Linked DNA regions of Homo sapiens: region 1 is linked to region 2. The links are chromatin contacts, found by Hi-C or POLR2A ChIA-PET in ENCODE. All regions are on one chromosome and are shown on one strand. The core of a region is the stretch at or near the end of the contact, and the rest is flanking DNA. Distances in the headings are between cores, read along the strand shown.

Region 1 (4,396 bases), core at 52-2,551, 71 kb before region 2:
TTAAGAGCAAGAGGAGCATAGAAAAGACTACAACCAGCATGGGATTGACTAATTTGAAAATTGCCGAGGTGAGAGAACCTAAATTGAACCTTGAGAGACGGTAGGTACAACCTGGTTAGGTGCAGGTAAGGGAGAGGGGCAGGGAAGAGAGAATGAACAGAAACACAAATGTGGGAACAAGCACAGCATGTAGAAGCAGGCATCAGTATGGTTTGTGCCAAGAAGAAAGGAACCTAACTGGAACAGAGAATTCCCTTGTTGACTGAAACAGTATCAGACAAGAAGTGTGATAAGGAGCATGTTATGTTGAAAGGCTTGAAACCAAGGGGTGGGGGTAGGGGGTGTAGGAGGGGGCTGCATGTTTTGTGTGTGTGTGTTTAACAACGAAGTGACTTGAGGAAATCCACCACATTTTAGCCTATTAGGGCTGCAGCAAACACAGTGGATTACATTACAAACGGGAGAGGCAGGGAGACTAGCTTAGGATGGTGCAAAGTACAGCAGACAAAGATGCTTGTTGGCACTGAGGTTAGAGATAGACTTCCCCAATGAAGACACAAAGAACTCGATGATGTAGGGAATGAAGACGAGGGAAGAGTTCATGATAACGCTAGGCATCTCTAGGCTGGGGGGAAAAACAACAACAACAAGGAATCACTGACAGGAAACCATAAATGTCCCTGCTGTTATCCTGTCTGAGAAACTAATTCATGTTGATAACAGCTGTCATGCCAATCAAGTAACTGAACTGCATTTTAATAGATGCCTTCAATGCCTTGACCTCAGGAGTGACAGGGGGTAGAAACCGAAGGGGAGCATCTTTCAACAGTATCCCTTACACTAATACAATGGAGGTGTTTGCTTACTCCGCTTACAATCACGGCCGCCGTTGCAAACTTCACCCTTAGAAAAATTAGGATTATTCCGGGAAAGATACCCATTCACCCTCTGGGTAGCAGGATCTTGCCAGTTCCTCAGCTGTCAGAGCGAGCTCGTGGAGAGAAGGGAGGCGCCTGAAGAAGGCGGCCTCCCAGGGGGGTCGAGGAAGCAGGGTTCAATCGAAGAAGTAAAACCACCGATGCCAGAAGAGTGAAAGACAGGGAAGGGACTCAGCTGAGGGGAGAGAGAGACCAGAGGACCGTTAAGCCCCTCCCAGGCCGGGAACCAGGCCAGCCCGGCCCCGCGCGGCCTGGCGCGGCCCAGCCCCGCTCCCCAGCCTGGAAGTCCAGGAGCTCCCCCTCACCTGCTCGGGCTCATCGGACGACTGGGAAGCTGAGGCTCCCACAGTCGGAAACGCCACTGCAGCGCCAACCCGGAAGCATTGAAACCAACGGAAGTAACCAAAGCGTTGCTTCGGCAACCGCGGCGCAGCCATTTCAACTCCGCCCCTTCCAAAACTAAAAACAAAGGCGCGAAATAAGAGGCGGAAGCGGCAGAGTTCTAAAGGCGAGGGTCGGAACCACTGCAGGCGCAGAAGCCTAGAGGGGCAACCGGACTTGCGGGAGGTGGAGGCAGGGCAGCTAAGGCGTGAGAATTTGGTAGCTTCCCCAGTTAACGTGCTCGCCAGAGGGGAAAGAGGTGTCGCCTCGTCACCGCGAAACCCACCCACCTGGCGCGTAGAAGGACTAGAAAAGGAAGGGGCCTCGCCCCGGTATCAGGGCTTGAGGAGTGGGTCAAGGGGAGTGGTGGGCGTAGTGCCCTGCGCGCTCAGTACGAAAAAGGCGGCAACGTGGAGGGGGTGGGGCAAAGGCTTCAAAACAAAAGTAGGAAAGTGAGACATAGGGGTGAGCCGAATTTAGTGAGGTGCCTGGGCTCAATGAGAAAATAAAGTTCAAGGCCAGGCGCGGTGGCTCACGCCTGTAATCTCAACACTTTGAGGGTCCGGGCGCATCACTTGATGCCAGGAGTTTTGAGACCAGCCTGGCCAACATGGTGAAATCCCGTCTCTAGTAAAAATGCAAAAAAATTAGCTGGGTGTGGTGGCACGCACCTGTGGTCCCAGCTACTCGGGAGGCTGAGGCAGGAGAGTCACTTGAACCCCGGAGGTGGAGGTTGCAGTGAGCTGAGATCACGCCACTGCCCTCTAGCCTGGGTGACAAAGCAAGACTCCATCCAAGAAAGGAGAGAAAGAGAGAGAGAGAGAAAGAGAAAGGAAGGAGGGAGGGAGAGAGAGAAAGAAAAGAGAAAGGGAGAGAAAGGAAGGGGGGGAGGGAAAGAAGGGAGGGAGGGACGGAGAATGATCCAGACAGCACCTACTGGACGTCAGACATTAACCAGTGAAAAATTACGGTCAGACCCCTTACTCGAAGCTCTTGCTTTAATCAGAAACTTCACTTAAGAAAGAGCAAGTTGGATACCAAAAAGGGGACCACAAAAAGCTAAACAGATGAGGCAGAAAAACACCAACGGGAAATCCCAGTTAATCCAAACCTCATAATCCACCAGAAGATGCCAAGAGTCCGACCCCCAGCTTCCGACTCTGGCCCCTCTGGCTGCTGGAAGGGGAAACCGCAAAGCCCCTGGGTGATTCCATTAGCCAATGTGCTATGACGTCCGATTTTTGAGCTATGACGTCCGATTTTTGAGCCTCTTAACAACGTTCCCTAATCACGCGAGAGTACGCAATAATAGGGTTTATTGCTTATGTGTTATAAGGAAAAGTCAGTGCAAGTTGGCCCTAAATGGTTATTTGTTGAATGAATAAATATTTGGAACTATGTTCTTCCAAAAGGATATTTCTCATTTTAGTTCACCTTGTTTTATTTTGTTGGGTTTTGTTTGTTTTTTTTTGGACAGAGTCTCACTTTGTGGTCCAGGCTGGAGTGCAGTGGTGCGATCTCGGCTCACTGCAACCTCCACCTCCCAGGTTCAAGCGATTCTCCTGCCTCAGCCTCCTGAGTAGCTGGGATTACAGGTGCCTGCTACCACACCCAGCTAATTTTTGTATTTTTAGTAGAGACGGGGTTTCGCCATGTTGGCCATGCTGATCGCCAACTCCTGGCCTCAGGTGATCCACCCGCCTTGGCCCCTCAAAGTGCTGGGATTAAAGGCGTGAGCCACCTCGTCTGGCCTGTGTTTTTGTTTGTTTGTTTTGTTTTCCACTTAAAAATTTCTCCAGGCAGCACACATGACGATAATATTAGCTGACATTGTGCAGTACCTACCATGTACCAAGGGTGATGCCAAGAGCTTTTTGTGTTCCTAACTACCCTATAAGACAGGTACTATTATTTTTCCCCTTTGACGGTTGAGAACACAGGCCATAAAAGGTTAGGAGAGTAATTTAGAAAATGGCAGAGCTGGGATTGCTCTTAACCACTATGCTATGTTGCTCTCATCTATACTATAGTTGGGAAGCCGAGGCAGGAACATCATTTGAGCCCAGGAGGTCGAGACCAGCCTGGGCAATATAAGGAAACACCCGCCTCTACCAAAAATTTAAAAATTAGCCACGACTGTAGTCGCAGTTACTCCGGAGGCTGAAGTGGGAGAATCACTTGAGACCGGGAGGTCAAGGCTGCAGTGAGCTGTGATCGCGCCACTGTGCTCCAGCCTCAAATTTTTTTTGGCTGGGCACAGGAGCTCACGCCTGTAATCCCAGCACTTTGGGAGGCCGAGACGGGTGGATCACCTGAGGTCATGAGTTCGAGATCAGCCTGGCCAACATGGTGAAACCCCGTCTCTACTAAATATACAAAAATTAACCAGGTGTGGTGGCGTACGCCTGTGATCCCAGCTACTCGGAAAGCTGAGGCAGGAGAATCGCTTGAACCTGGGAGGCGGAGGTTGCATTGAGCCGAGATTGCGCCACTGCACTCCAGCCTGGGCGACAAGAGTGAGACTCCATCCCCCCCACCCCCCAGAAAAAAGAAGTCACCATTAAGAAGAGTGAAAACGCAAGCCCCACAATGGTAGATTTTTAATCCATGTATCCTACAAAATTTCATATCCAGTATATGTAAAGAACTCCTAAAACAGTAATAAAATGATAGGCTACTCAAATTTTTAATGGGAAAAATGCTTGCGGGGCACTTCATAAGAGAGTATATCCAATAACCAATAAGCATATTAAAAAGTGTTCAACATTATTATTCATCAGGAAAATTAAAATTAAAATCACAATACACACCCACCAGCGTGGCCAAAGTTAAAAGGACTGAGGATTGGCAAGGATGTAAAGTATCTCAAATTCTCACATACTGCTAGTAGGAGTGTGTGTTAATTTTCTATGCTGCATTAAAAATTTGCCACAAATTCAGCAGCTTAGAACAACACACATGTACTGTCTCACAGTTTCTGTAGATCAAGAGTCCAGGCATGACTTCACTGGGTCCTGTGCTCTGGGATCTCACAAGGCTGCAATCAAGGTGTCGGCCAGACTTGTATTTTTATCTTA
Region 2 (4,202 bases), core at 1,371-3,870:
GGAAATTAGGAGTGGCTACTAATAGGTTTGCAGGTTTTTTGGTGGGAGGTAATGAAAATGTTCTGGAATTAGATAGCAGTGATGGTTGCACAATACTGTAAATATATATAAGAAATCACTCTATTGTACACTTCAAAATGGTAGATTTTTTTCATGTAAATTTGTCTCAATTTTTAAAATTGTCAGAAAAACCTATACAGGAGTAAGCCCTCATTTACTGGAAGTGCTGAAAAATAAAAAAGAACGTACGGCCAGCCAGTCAAGAGAACCAATATAGAGTGGTTTTCTAGAAGCCTGGGGAAGAGTTTTAAGAACAGTTAAAAATCACCCAAACAATTTCCCATGTGTTAATTCCATTCTCACCAGACATCCTTTTAATTATTGTTATTATTTAGTTTCTCAAATTTTCATCTTGATAGAAAATTTGCTGACCAGAGTCTGCAAACAGTCAACTGACCAGAGCCCGCTGGTCTTCTTGGCTGTATTTTTCACGAAAAAAAGAATAAGTTAGATTGAAATTTGGGTGTATAAGTGTTTTCTGGTCATCCTGCTGAGGCAGTTTGACCATTCCTCCTCGTAATTTTAGGTTGGATGTGGACACTCGTGACACTAGATATGACAAGAGAATTTGAGAGAAATTTTATTACCCTGGGGACTAGTGGGGGTAAGTGAGGGAGGGCTGGGTGCTGCAAACAGGTCTGGGCTGGTTTCAGAGGCAGAGGAAGTTGGATGGGCCTTTATAGCATCTAGGAAGTGGGGCTGGTGAAAATGCCGCACAGGCTGTAGATTTGCAAGTTTTAAATTTCTCAACTGCACCAATTTTTGTTGCCAGTTTTAAATTTCCCACCAATGCCAAAGAAGGAGGCAGGCTGGAGAATCACAAGTTTTAAATTTCCCACTACAGCCAAAAGCAGAGTCATGCGGCTGTAGATTTGCTAGTTTTAAATTTCCTGCTGGCATCAAAGGAAAAGGTGCCCGGACTTTCTTATCACCCTGACCGGAAGCAGGGACCAACTATGCATGCTCCAAGATTTTGGGACTTTTCACTGTTTTATTTTGATTATTCTCTGTCTTTTCCTGTAAAGCTTATTTTCAGGGTCAGAAGCAAATAGCTGTATAAATAAGAAAGAAAAAACTAGCTCAAATAAAAAAAATGGTAGGATTCAGTGACAGGATTTACGTGTGTGTTATGTAAGCCACACGATATTTTCAGTCTGGGCAACTCTTAAGAGATGAATTGGGCCAGGCGTGGTGGCTCACGCTTGTAATCCCAGCACTTTGGGAGGCCGAGGCAGGCAGATCACCTGAGGTGGGGAGTTCGAGACCAGCCTGACCAACATGGAGAAACCCCGTCTCTACTAAAAATACAAAATTAGTCGGGTGTGGTGGCGCATGCCTGTAATCCCAGCTACTCGGGAGGCTGAGGCAGGAGAGTCACTTGAACCCGGGAAGCGGAGGTTGCGGTGAGCCAAGATCACGCCATTGGACTCCTGCCTGGGCAACAAGAGCGAAACTCCGTCTCAAAAAAGAAAAAGAGAGATGAACCAGTACTGCTATAAACCTTGTGGAGAAATTTGGGAGAAGAAACTTTTACAGTTCAAAGCACAATGTCTAGAAAATGTTTCTGTAAGCAGTATTTTGGCAAGTGTTTTTCTTGTAAATGTATTTACAAGTTCCAGTGATTCTCCCGCCTCAGCCTCCCAAGTAGCTGGGATTACAGGCATGTGCCACCACACCCTGCTAATTTTGTATTTTTAGTAAAGATGGGGTTTCACTATGTTGGTCAGGCTGACTGGGGTTCAGAGAAGGAGGAGGAGAAAGGCGAGGAGGAAAGGGAAGTGGTCTCAAACTCCTCACCCCAGGTGATCCACCCACCTCAGCCTCCCAAAGTGCTGGAATTAGAAGTGTGAGCCACCGCGGCCAGCCCACGGACGGACGGCTGGTACTTACATGTGCACAAGTGCAGCTACTTTACTTACCGTCGAAGGCAGCGGAGGAAGTGTAATTGACTAGCGTGGATGCAGCTTTTCTAAGCAAACGCTCGATTTAACCTGGAGTTGTCATCCCACAAAATACATTGTACCTGACTACAGAGAAACATGAATTCTGGGTCTTCCTTGTGTGTAAGAGTAAATGTATTTTTCCTTAGCATTTTTTGTACCTACTATAGGCATCCATATGGCAATTAGAAGTAACAGAGAGACAAGCAAAACCATATGTTTAAAACAAAAGGTAAAAATAACTAGTATTTTGAGACGTGTTTCAAGTACAGTATTTCCAGAAAACAATATATTTATATTTTTAACTCGTGTCTTTAGCCCTCACACACAAGGAAGACCCAGAATTCATGTTTCTCTGTAGTCAGGTACAATGTATTTTTTGGGATGACAACTCCAGGTTAAATCGAGCGTTTGCTTAGAAAAGCTGCATCCACGCTAGTCAATTACACTTCCTCCGCTGCCTTCGACGGTAAGTAAAGTAGCTGCACATGTGCACATGTAAGTACCAGCCGTCCGTCCGTGGGCGGTTAAAAGGCCCCGGATGTTCAGGGGGTGGAGTCGGCGTCTACCCATGAGGCAGCGCGTGCAGTTATATACTTCTGCCCCCGGCTGAGACGCCGGTTCCGCGCTGGAAGTCTCCGGGGGAGTCGCTGTTGCTGAGGCTGTCGCCTGAGGTTTTTCGCGCTCCTCCCTTTCCTCCTCCTCTTTCTCCTCCTCCTTATCCGAACCCCAGTCAGACCGATCTGCTCTGCTCTCGGTAAGCGGCCCCCGCCCCCGCCTGTGCCGCGCGGAAGGAGGCAGCAGCTCTCCCGCGCGGCCGAGGCAGCCTTCCCCAGAGGGCGGTTCTGAGGGCGGCTGGCTGAGGGTCTCTATGCCGGTGCGGATCGACGGGGGTGCGGGGGAGGGGACAGGCTTGGCGGCGTGGTAGCTGGTGGGCCACCATCTTGCGCCGGGCCCTGAAGGGGGAGGGTTTTCTGGAGGTAGAGCCTGGCGGCCCGCGGCGGGCAGTGGTTTCGCGGGCCGCGGCAGCTGCGGCAGCCTTCTCACCTCCTGAGTCCTGTCGGTCTGTTTCCAACCCGGTTTGGGCTTTTCATTCTGGAGGCAACTCCCTTTCGTCTTTTGTACGGTTGATACTGATGTTTGACGGAGACCCGCCCACCCTCAAGTCTCTTCAATCAAACGAAAAGAGACTTGAGGGGATTCCGAACTTTCAGGCATCAGAGACCCTGTGACCCCTTCTTTCTGCGCAGGTTCCCCCCACACAGGACCGGTCATTCCATGCCCACAACCTTGTTCTGGCCAAAGGGACTTCCCTTCTCTGTCACAGAAATCGTGCTCTATTCCGTTATTGTCTAGAGGATAAGAGCCCTGAGGAGAAACGTGGAGTTAAATACACTATATTCTAACTAGGAGGTTTGCAGGTTTTACTTAAAGAGATGGAAAAAATTATGCTGAGGTATACTCCTGCTCTAGAGATGGAGGGAGTTCCTTTCAACTTCTCTCAGGTTTTAATGCTTTTTTAAGGAGAAATTCGAGAGGAAATTGTCAAGTGAACCAGCTTCTGCAAGCACGGGAGACCTTCATCCAGGGGATTCTCTTTGTTTGGAAAGATTTGTTAGTTTTGTGGAGTTTTTTAAATCTGCGACCTTAAATTTTTTTTACTATTGTTTTCAGGTTTGGACTATGAGTTGTAATGTCTTTTAGTGCCCCTAAACATAAAATAGAAACCTAGAAGTAGAGTTTTAAACTGCAAAAGTCTCCTCTTAGTATTTGTGAGGTGTCCTGGTTTGGGGGTTACTGTGCAAACTTAATCTCCTTACGCAGAAACTTCACTGAGCCTACAAAGGCACTGATTTGCTTGTAAAATTAGGGCTGTGTACCTTTGATGTTTCTACAGCAGTACAGATTCCATTATAATCGTATCTTGCATTTGTATATTTCATTGGTAGCACCCCTTTTGAGATGGGCTGTAGGGTGTCGTTAGAACTGTTTGAAGATGAGGAAACAGCCTCAAGGACAGAACTTTACCGAGGTCATGTGCCTAGGAAGTGATGGAACCAATTCTTAAACCTAGGCTTTCTGACCCTCATCCAATGTTCAATTTGGTATATTATGTCTCACTTTTTGTGAGAGTGAGGTGGTCACGGAGAATAAGCAAGGAGGCTCACTTAAAAGTTTTAAGAAGTATTATTCAATTCCTTT

What was found. Hi-C counts contacts between places; a loop is a spot of excess contacts on that map. ChIA-PET counts read pairs that join two places held with the same protein, here RNA polymerase II (POLR2A). Pooled maps may share reads with other maps.
Region 1: a loop to region 2 is called in a map of natural killer cell, with 15 times the contacts of the local background. The contact joins the promoter of SLC25A14 here to the promoter of ZNF280C in region 2. A Hi-C loop is called at or near these places in 22 of 168 maps with a recorded cell type or tissue (B cell, CD4-positive, alpha-beta T cell, CD4-positive, alpha-beta memory T cell and 16 more), 23 of 37 single-sample maps with no recorded cell type and 24 of 50 pooled maps. POLR2A ChIA-PET finds 5 or more read pairs at or near these places in 17 of 52 experiments (A549, A673, AG04450 and 14 more).

What each region holds. Positions count from the first base shown.
Region 1 is chrX:130,336,824-130,341,219 of GRCh38, reverse strand. It overlaps SLC25A14 (solute carrier family 25 member 14), which reads right to left and starts at 1,301. Exons shown (of 11, transcript NM_001282195.2): 1 at 1,244-1,301; 2 at 867-1,113. The coding sequence starts at 941. RefSeq lists a silencer at 1,074-1,283 and an enhancer at 1,096-1,669.
Region 2 is chrX:130,267,317-130,271,518 of GRCh38, reverse strand. ZNF280C (zinc finger protein 280C) reads left to right here and starts at 2,620. Exons shown (of 19, transcript NM_017666.5): 1 at 2,620-2,757. RefSeq lists a silencer at 2,840-2,919.